2 separate regions of the Homo sapiens genome follow, and region 1 is linked to region 2. Evidence: read pairs that join two places in POLR2A ChIA-PET (ENCODE). Cell type or tissue: B cell. All regions are shown on one strand.

Region 1 (4,000 bases), 180 kb before region 2:
ATTAAGTACGGGATAGGAAAGAGTAGGCAGCAAAAAAAACTAAAGCCCGTGTGAACTGCATTCTTAGAAGCTGAATCTTCTCAGAAAGTAAGCAAACCAGCTAGTTCACTGTGAATTCATAAAAGCCAAGTTACAACTAAGGGCTGAATCTGAAGGGCTCAGGGTTTACAAAAATAAGTGAAACTGGTATATCCAGAATTAGGTCATAACCAAATGAGAAATGATGTTTTAACATAAAAGGGTATTTTTAAAAGATATATTCCAATCCCCTTTGCCTGTTTTTCATAACCCAAAATTTCCAGAAAATGAGTAATACAATCTCATTAAAGATAATTTGAAAAATGGGGGAAAAAAACTCATAATAATCTCCTCCGATACAACTATGATTATTATTTTAATATATTTCCATTCAGTCCTTCCATTTTCAACACAGTGTAACTGTAGCTTTAATAACAATTATGAATTGAGTATCTATACAATGAATAATATTAAGTATAGCTTATTAGATAATAATACTATATAACAGGAACATGGCAGGCTACTAAAGAGAAAACTAAACTCACTACTAGACAGAAAATGACAGACAAAAAACAATTTTTTGCTTCTAGAAGTTCAGTCTAATGGGTTATGCAGATGAGTAAACAGACAATTTCAGCACAGTAAGACAAATGTTATGATATGAATACTAAGAAAATGAGGATTTCCTGAAGAAAGTGATCTAAATTTAAAAATGGAGGATGAGTGAGTTAGCCAAGCTTTGAGGCAGCACAGAAGAAGGTGAGAGTGAGCAGCAGAGGTAACGGAGAGGACATTCCAAGCAGAAGGAACAACTTAGATAAGCAACCAGGGGTAAGAGATAGTACAGTATGTTTGTGGGACATTAATTAGTTCACTATGACTAAAACACTGAGAACAACAAGTTGCAGGGGGATGGAAGACTTCAAATTATAAAAATGGAGCTGATACATCAAAGGGCAAAACACTGGGTCTGTCTTCATGGTTCTATAACTCAGTGACTATCACAGTGCATGTCATGGCATATACACAATAAACATGTTGAATGATATATGAGAAGGACCATGTATGCCATATATCCTCTGATCTTAGAAATCTAATTAAGTTACCATATTCTGGCATTTTTGCTCAGCAAAATACCTTACTTGCATTGTTCCAAAAGAAGCTGGAGACAGCAAAATAATGGATACTGGCAACAATTATCAATGGCAGCTAAGGCTATTAAGTAAAAATGATGAATTTGATAATGGGTAAAACAGGCTGATAAAACCTAACTCACAGATCAATCTTAAGTCACTAAAATAGTTACAACCAGACAGTAAGTTCCTTCTGAAGTGAGGAAACTGGAAATACACGGACCCACCAAGCAGCATTCTTACCAACAGAAAGAGCCTGAATCTAATCCAGTCTCTGAATCTAAATCCCAGTTTACAGGAAATACAGGGACAGAGGTACACATTAAATGATGCCACAAAGACATAATCAGCCAACTCCAGAATATGGGAAATTCTACAGTGCCTTATAGTTAATATCGGAAAAAAAACAGAAGCAGCAACTGTTATAAAGGACAGTTAAGAGAGATAAAAATCAAAGAGATATAAAAACCAAACACACAGTTTTAATTTTGATTCAAATAAATCGATAATAGGAATACTTTTTTAGGCTGGGCACAGTGGCTCACGCCTGTAAATCCAGCACTTTGGGAGGCCAAGGCAGGCGGATCATGAGGTCAAGAGATCGAGACCATCCTGGCCAACATGGTGAATGAAACCCCATCTCTACTAAAAATACAAAAATTAGGGCCAGGCGCGGTGGCTCACACCTGTAATCCCTGTACTTTGGGAGGCCGAGGCAGGCGGATAATTTGAGGTCAGAAGTTCAAGACCAGCTTGACCTACATAGTGAAACCCCGTCTCTACTAAAATACAAAATTTAGCTAGGCGTGGTGGCAGGCGCCTCTAATCCCAGCTACTTGGGAGGCTGAGGCAGGAGAATCGCTTGAACCCAGGAAGCGGAGGTTGCAGTGAGCTGAGATCGTGCCACTGCACTCCAGCCTGGGTGACAAAGCAAGACTCCCTCTAAAAAAAAAAAAAAAAAAAAAAAAATTCCGGGCATGGTGGTGCGCACCTGTAGTCTCAGCTATTCGGGAGGCAGGAGAATCACTTGAACTCAGAAGGCGGAGGTTGCAGTGAGCCGAGATTGTTCCACTGCACTCCAGCCTGGCAACAGAGCGAGACTGTCTCAAAAAACTATATACTTTTTTAGATAAACAGGAAAAACTGAACAAGGACTGGGTATTAGATGATACTAGGTATGGCAATGATCTCATGTTTTTTTTAAGTGACACAACTGAAGTTAAAAAGCAAATTTGATGCAATGTCTGAGATTTGATCAGTCAAGTCAAAAATATTTTTAATGGCTAGGAATCCGATAAAAGAATAGCAAATTATTGATAACTGTTAAAGTTGGTTAATGGGGAGGGGGGTTCATTATATACTTTACTGTCTTTTGTGTATGTTTCAAAATTTCCATAATAGGTTTTTTTTTTTTTTTTTTTGAGATGGAGTCTCGCTCTGTCGCCCAGGCTGGAGTGCAGTGGCACGATCTCGGCTCACTGCAAGTTCTGCCTCCCGGGTTCACACCATCCTCCTGCCTCAGCCTCCCGAGTAGCTGGGACTACAGGCGCCCACCACCACGCTCAGCTGATTTTTTGTATTTTTTAAGTAGAGACGGGGTTTCACCGTGTTAGCCAGGATGTGCTTGATCTCCTGACCTTGTGATCCACCCGCCTCAGCCTCCCAAAGTGCTAATAGTTCTTAAGATAAAAATAATTATCACTAAAAAGTTGGGCATAAGTCAGGCACAGTGGTGTGTGCCTGTAGTCCCACAGCTACTCAGGAGGCTAAGGCAGGAGGAGCACTTGAGCCCAGGAGTTCAAGGTTGTAGTATGCTAGATTGGCCTGTGAATAGCCACTGCACTCCAACCTGGACAACACTTTGAGACTTTGTCTAAATATATATATATATATACTTTTTTTTAATTTTATTTATTTATTTATTTTTTTTTGAGAGAGTCTCACTCTGTTGCCCAGGCTGGAATGCAATGGCATGATCTCAACTCACTGCAACCTCTCTTTCCCTGGGTTCAAGCGATTCTCCTGCCTCAGCCTCCTGAGTAGCTGGGATTACAGGCATGCATCACCACACCCGGCTAATTTTTGTATTTTTAATAGAGACAAGAGTTTTGCCATGCTGGCCAGCCTGGTCTTAAACTCCTGGCCTCAACTGATCTGCCCACCTCAGCCTTCCAAAGTTCTGGGATTACAGGTGTAAGCCACAGTGCCGGCCTGTGTATGTTTAAGTGTGTATAAATATTTATATGTATGTGTGTATATATGTGTGTGTGTGTGTGTCTATGTATTTTAAAGCTGGATGTAAAACTAGATTTATAGCATGTATCAACTATTTTCTTAAATATGCAGTTTTTTTTTAATGACTGAATAGTAATACACCAAAATATTCCTTAGTATTTATGTCTAGGAATTGAGATGATAGATGATTTATTTCTCAAATACTCTATAATGAACATTTATTACTTAGATATCAGAAAAAAAACTATTTTTCTTTTTTAAAGAATTGTTCCTGAGAAAAAATAGTGTCTAGGGCATGCAGCAGCACGGTTTTGAACAAAGAAATTCGTTTAACTCTTGGACCTACCATCATTAATTTTTTTGGTTTCCTTGATCTTTTTTTTGTTTGAGACAGTTCTGCTCTGTCGCCCTGGCTGGAGTGCAATGGCGCAATCTCGGCTCACTGCAACCTCCACCTCCTGGGTTCAAGCGAGCCTCCTGCCTCAGCCTCCCACATAGTTGGGATTACAGGCGTGCACCACCACACCCAGCTAATTTTTGTATTTTTAGTAGAGATGGGGTTTCACCATGTTGGCCAGGCTGGTCTCGAACTCCTGACTTCAGGTGATCCACCT
Region 2 (4,000 bases):
CAGTCTGGGCAACATGGCAAGACCGTGTCTCTGCAAAAAAATTTAAAAATTAGCCAGGCGTGGTCACTCACACCTGTAGTCCCAGCTACTCAGGAGGCTGAGGCAGGAGGATTGTTTGAGCCCAGGAGGTTGAGGCTGCAGTGAGCCGTGTTTGCGCCACTGTACTCCAGCCTGGGCAATGGGAGTGGACCCTGTCCCAAATTTTTAAAAAATTTACAATGTTAAGTGGGAGGGAAAGAGAGAGGGAAAAATATAGACCAAACTCTTAATGGTGGTTGTCTGCGAGGGGCTGAGGTAGGATAACAGGAGTCATTTTCATTAAGTTTCTGTAATGTTTGAATTTTGTATGTCAAATCCATATTTCACCTTTATATAAATGTGGAAAGGTGGCTAAAAATTGGGGTGCAGCCTGGGAAACACAGTGAGACTTCATCTCTACAAAAAATCAAAAAATTAGCCAGGTGTGATGGTGCACACCTATAGTCCCAGCTACTCAGGAGGCTGAGTGAGGAGAGTCACTGGAGCCTGGGAGTTTGAGGCTGCAGTGAGCTATGATCACGCCACTGCACTCCAACCTGAGCAACAGACCAAAATACTATAAAAAAAATGGGGTGATGGGCAGAGTCACTGGTAGATAATTCATTGGCCAATAAGAATTTCAGGTGTACTTTATCTAAGGTCACTCTTCTAGAAGTCTGGAGACTCAGATTCAAGTTCCTGTTGTGCCCCTGACTCACAGCAAATTCTTCCCTCTCTCCTGTCCTCCGTTTTCTCACTGGACAATGAAAGGGTTAAACCGTGCTTAGGATTTTCACAGTCTCCCTTCATGGTGCTTCTCAAAAGCTAACAAAAGTAAAGTGAAGGCTGTCCATGGGGTGACCACAGCCCCTCCTATGGTGGCCTCTCAGCTGCCCTTACACACCCTCCTCTTAGCTGCAGCTCTGCATGTACTTGTGTGCATGCACACACACACAGTGAAGCCCAGCTTGCACACATGTTCACACTGGACATCTGGGAACCACAGTCTCCTGCAGCTACCTTCCTCCCTCCATACCCACTGTCTCCACCACCCGTATGTATGCCTCCCCTCACTGTGCCCACCAAGGCCATCACTTAGTGCCTTATCGTTAAAGCCAATGAATATCTCTCACCTTGTCTTCCTTGACCTCTCAGCTGCATGTGACACTGCAGACTCTGCTCTTCTCCCTGGCACTTGCTCGGTCCTTGGCGTTCCTCTGTCTTCTCTTAGTTTCCCCCATCTCTCTAAGTGTTCCTTCGTTCTCAGTGTCAATGTCTCTCCCTTCTCTATCCACCCCTTCCCTGTTGGTCTTCCATGGGGTTCTAGTCTGATCTAGTTTCTCACCCCATATACCGTTCTGTAGCCAGCTCATTTTTTCCCATGGTTTTGACCACCATCTACACCCTGCTGACACCCAAATCTCTATATCCATGCAGGACTCCCATCCACCTGCCTCCTGGGCATCTCTACAGATACCTCAATTCAACATGGCCAGAACTAAATTCACCCTCATCTTTCCCCAACACATCTGCTCTCCCTTCCATTCTGCCTTGGCAGCCCCTGGAGCTTTCTCTTTCACACACCACTTACTTATCACACTCTATTCCCATCACTTAAGAAACTGCCCTCCCTTCCCTCTCCTGAGCACAGTGCTAGGCCCTTAATAGATGAAATTAAATTATGTCATAAGCCTTTGGAGTACCAACTCCATGCCTGCTCCTGCCTAAGCCCTATCTGGAAACCAAAGATGAGCAAGCCCATTTCCTCAGAAATTTAGAGTCCGTCTGAGGACCTTACGCTCCCAATTAGCCCTGTGTTTCTGTGGACTTTATCAGCTTCTGCTGTTCCCAACCCCCCTCTAATACATGCAAGAGTCCCCTAGGAAAAAGTTACTTTAAATCCTTATCAACAGTCACCTTAGTCATTGGTTAACCAGTATCTGCTAAGATCTTGGTTTTAAATTAATCCCTTGGTTATCAAATAACACTTGAGTAGTTAATATTTGATTATCTACTAACACCACCTTAGTTATCTTCTAACACCTTATTTACAAGCCAAATACTTTATTTATTCAGTTATATCTTAGGATTTAGTAGTTTAAAAGTATTTGCTATGTCTTAGTTATTAATCAAATTTTCTTTTTTTTTTTTTTTTTTTTTAACAAGGTCTTACTCTCTCACCCAGGCTGGAGTGCAGTGGTGCAATCACAGTTCACTGCAGCCTCAACCTCCTAGGCTCAGGCAATCCTCCCACCTCAGCCTCCTGAGTAGCTGGGACCACAGATGCTCACCACCATGTCTGGCTAATTTTTGTATTTTTTGTAGAGATGGGTTTTTGCCATGTTGCCTAAGCTGGTCTTGAACTCCTGGGCTCAAGTGATCTGCTCTCCTTGGCCTCCTAAAGTGCTAGGATTACAGGTGTGAGCCACCACGCCCAGCCTTAATCAATATTTTAGTTACCTGATCCCTTAGCTCTCTGCTGAGTTTAGAGTAGATTAGCAAGTCAGAAACCATCAGTTAGGAGTTTGGGGAAGAGGTCATTTCTGAATATGGAAAAATACAGGCCTTTGTCTTTTACTGAGCTCTCCTCTTACCCCCAAACGATTCTCTTTCAACATCAACTGGCCCCAGGTCCTGAGAGAAAAGGAGGTCCCATCCTAATTGCTTATTTGTTTCTCTGAGCCAGGCTGTAGGGGACTTCCTGGAATGTTGTGATTGGCAGGGACTTTCATTCATCAACAAATGTTTCTTGAGCACTGCATATCTGTCAAGTTCTCCCTAAGTTCTAACTGTACATCAGCAAACAAAATGGGCATGTTCCCAGCTGCTATGGCTCTTAGAGAACAGTGGAAAAGATAAACATTAAACAAATAGTTATTCTGATTATTATGTGATTACAATTATGATAAGCACAGGGATTATGATAAGTACAGGGAGCTGTGAGTGTGTATAAAAGTGGCACTTGACCTATTGTGGGATTCAGAGACTTCCTTGAGGAATGACATTAAAGCTGAAAGCTGAAATTTTAATAAGAGTTAGGGAAAAAATGGTAAGGAAGTCCTAAGCAGATAGAGTGGCTTGGGCAAAAGCCTAAAGGAAGGAAAAGGCTGATATGATAGAGCTAGTGCTGCCTGGAGCCACATGATAAGGAGAAGGACCAGAGAAGTAGGCAGATGCCAGATCATGCAGGGCCTTGTGGAATCTAAGTGAGAAATGATGTGACCTGGCCTAGCATGAAGCGTCTGTCTTCTATTGGTATAAGAAGATCTTCCTTAGAGTCCCAAATCTGACGGCCAGAAATAAACCCTGGGGCAGAGGCAGTCATTGAACCACTGGTAGAAGAAGGCTGCAGCTGAATGCAGTGGCTCACGCCTGTAATTCCAACACTTTGGAAGGCTGAGGAGGGTGGATTACCTGAGTTCAGGAGTTCGAGACCAGCCTGACCAACATGGCAAAACCCTGTCTCTACTAAAAATACAAATATTAACCGGGGGCAGTGGCTTGTGCCTGTAGTCCCAGCTACTGGGGAGGCTGAGGCAGGAAAATCGCTTTAACCTGGGAGGCGGAGGTTGCAGTGAGCCCAGATTTCACCACTGCACTCCAGCCTGGGCAAGAGTGAGGCTCCATCTCAAAAAAAAAAAAAAAAAGGAGTAGGCTGTTCTGCTTTGGGGGCTGCCTGGAGGACAGGTCACCACGGAGACACCTGTGAAAAGCAAGCAGCCCTGAAATTCCCCAGCTCTCTAGCTGAGCCAGCCAAGGGGTAGCTGAGAAGATTGCCAAGACTGGAGTCCCTACTAACCACCTGCTTTCACGGATTCCTGGACACCCCTGGAGTGATTACATTGCAGATAGTCCATTTTTTTTTTTTTTTTTTTTTGAGACAGAGTCTCGATCTGTCGCCCAGGCTAGAGTGCAGTGGTGCAGTCTTGGCTCATTGCAACCTCTGCCTCCCCAGTTCAAGTGATTCTCATGCCTCAGCCTC

The links. Peaks named below come from ENCODE experiments on the same cell type or tissue, not always from the same donor. Only the 100,000 strongest peaks of a DNase experiment are listed, where the experiment ranks them.
Region 1: POLR2A ChIA-PET joins it to region 2 with 7 read pairs; 5 of 35 experiments call an interaction of 5 or more read pairs at or near these places.

The regions. Positions count from the first base shown.
Region 1 is chr1:52,426,530-52,430,529 of GRCh38, forward strand. All of the region lies in intron 28 of TUT4 (terminal uridylyl transferase 4), which reads right to left. Among named protein-coding and RNA genes, the nearest start is that of PRPF38A, 24 kb to the left of the region's middle. In B cell, no CTCF peak of the experiment used is centred here; no DNase peak of the experiment used is centred here.
Region 2 is chr1:52,611,099-52,615,098 of GRCh38, forward strand. No RefSeq gene overlaps it. Among named protein-coding and RNA genes, the nearest start is that of GPX7, 11 kb to the left of the region's middle. In B cell, no CTCF peak of the experiment used is centred here; no DNase peak of the experiment used is centred here; H3K27ac peaks cover 472 bases.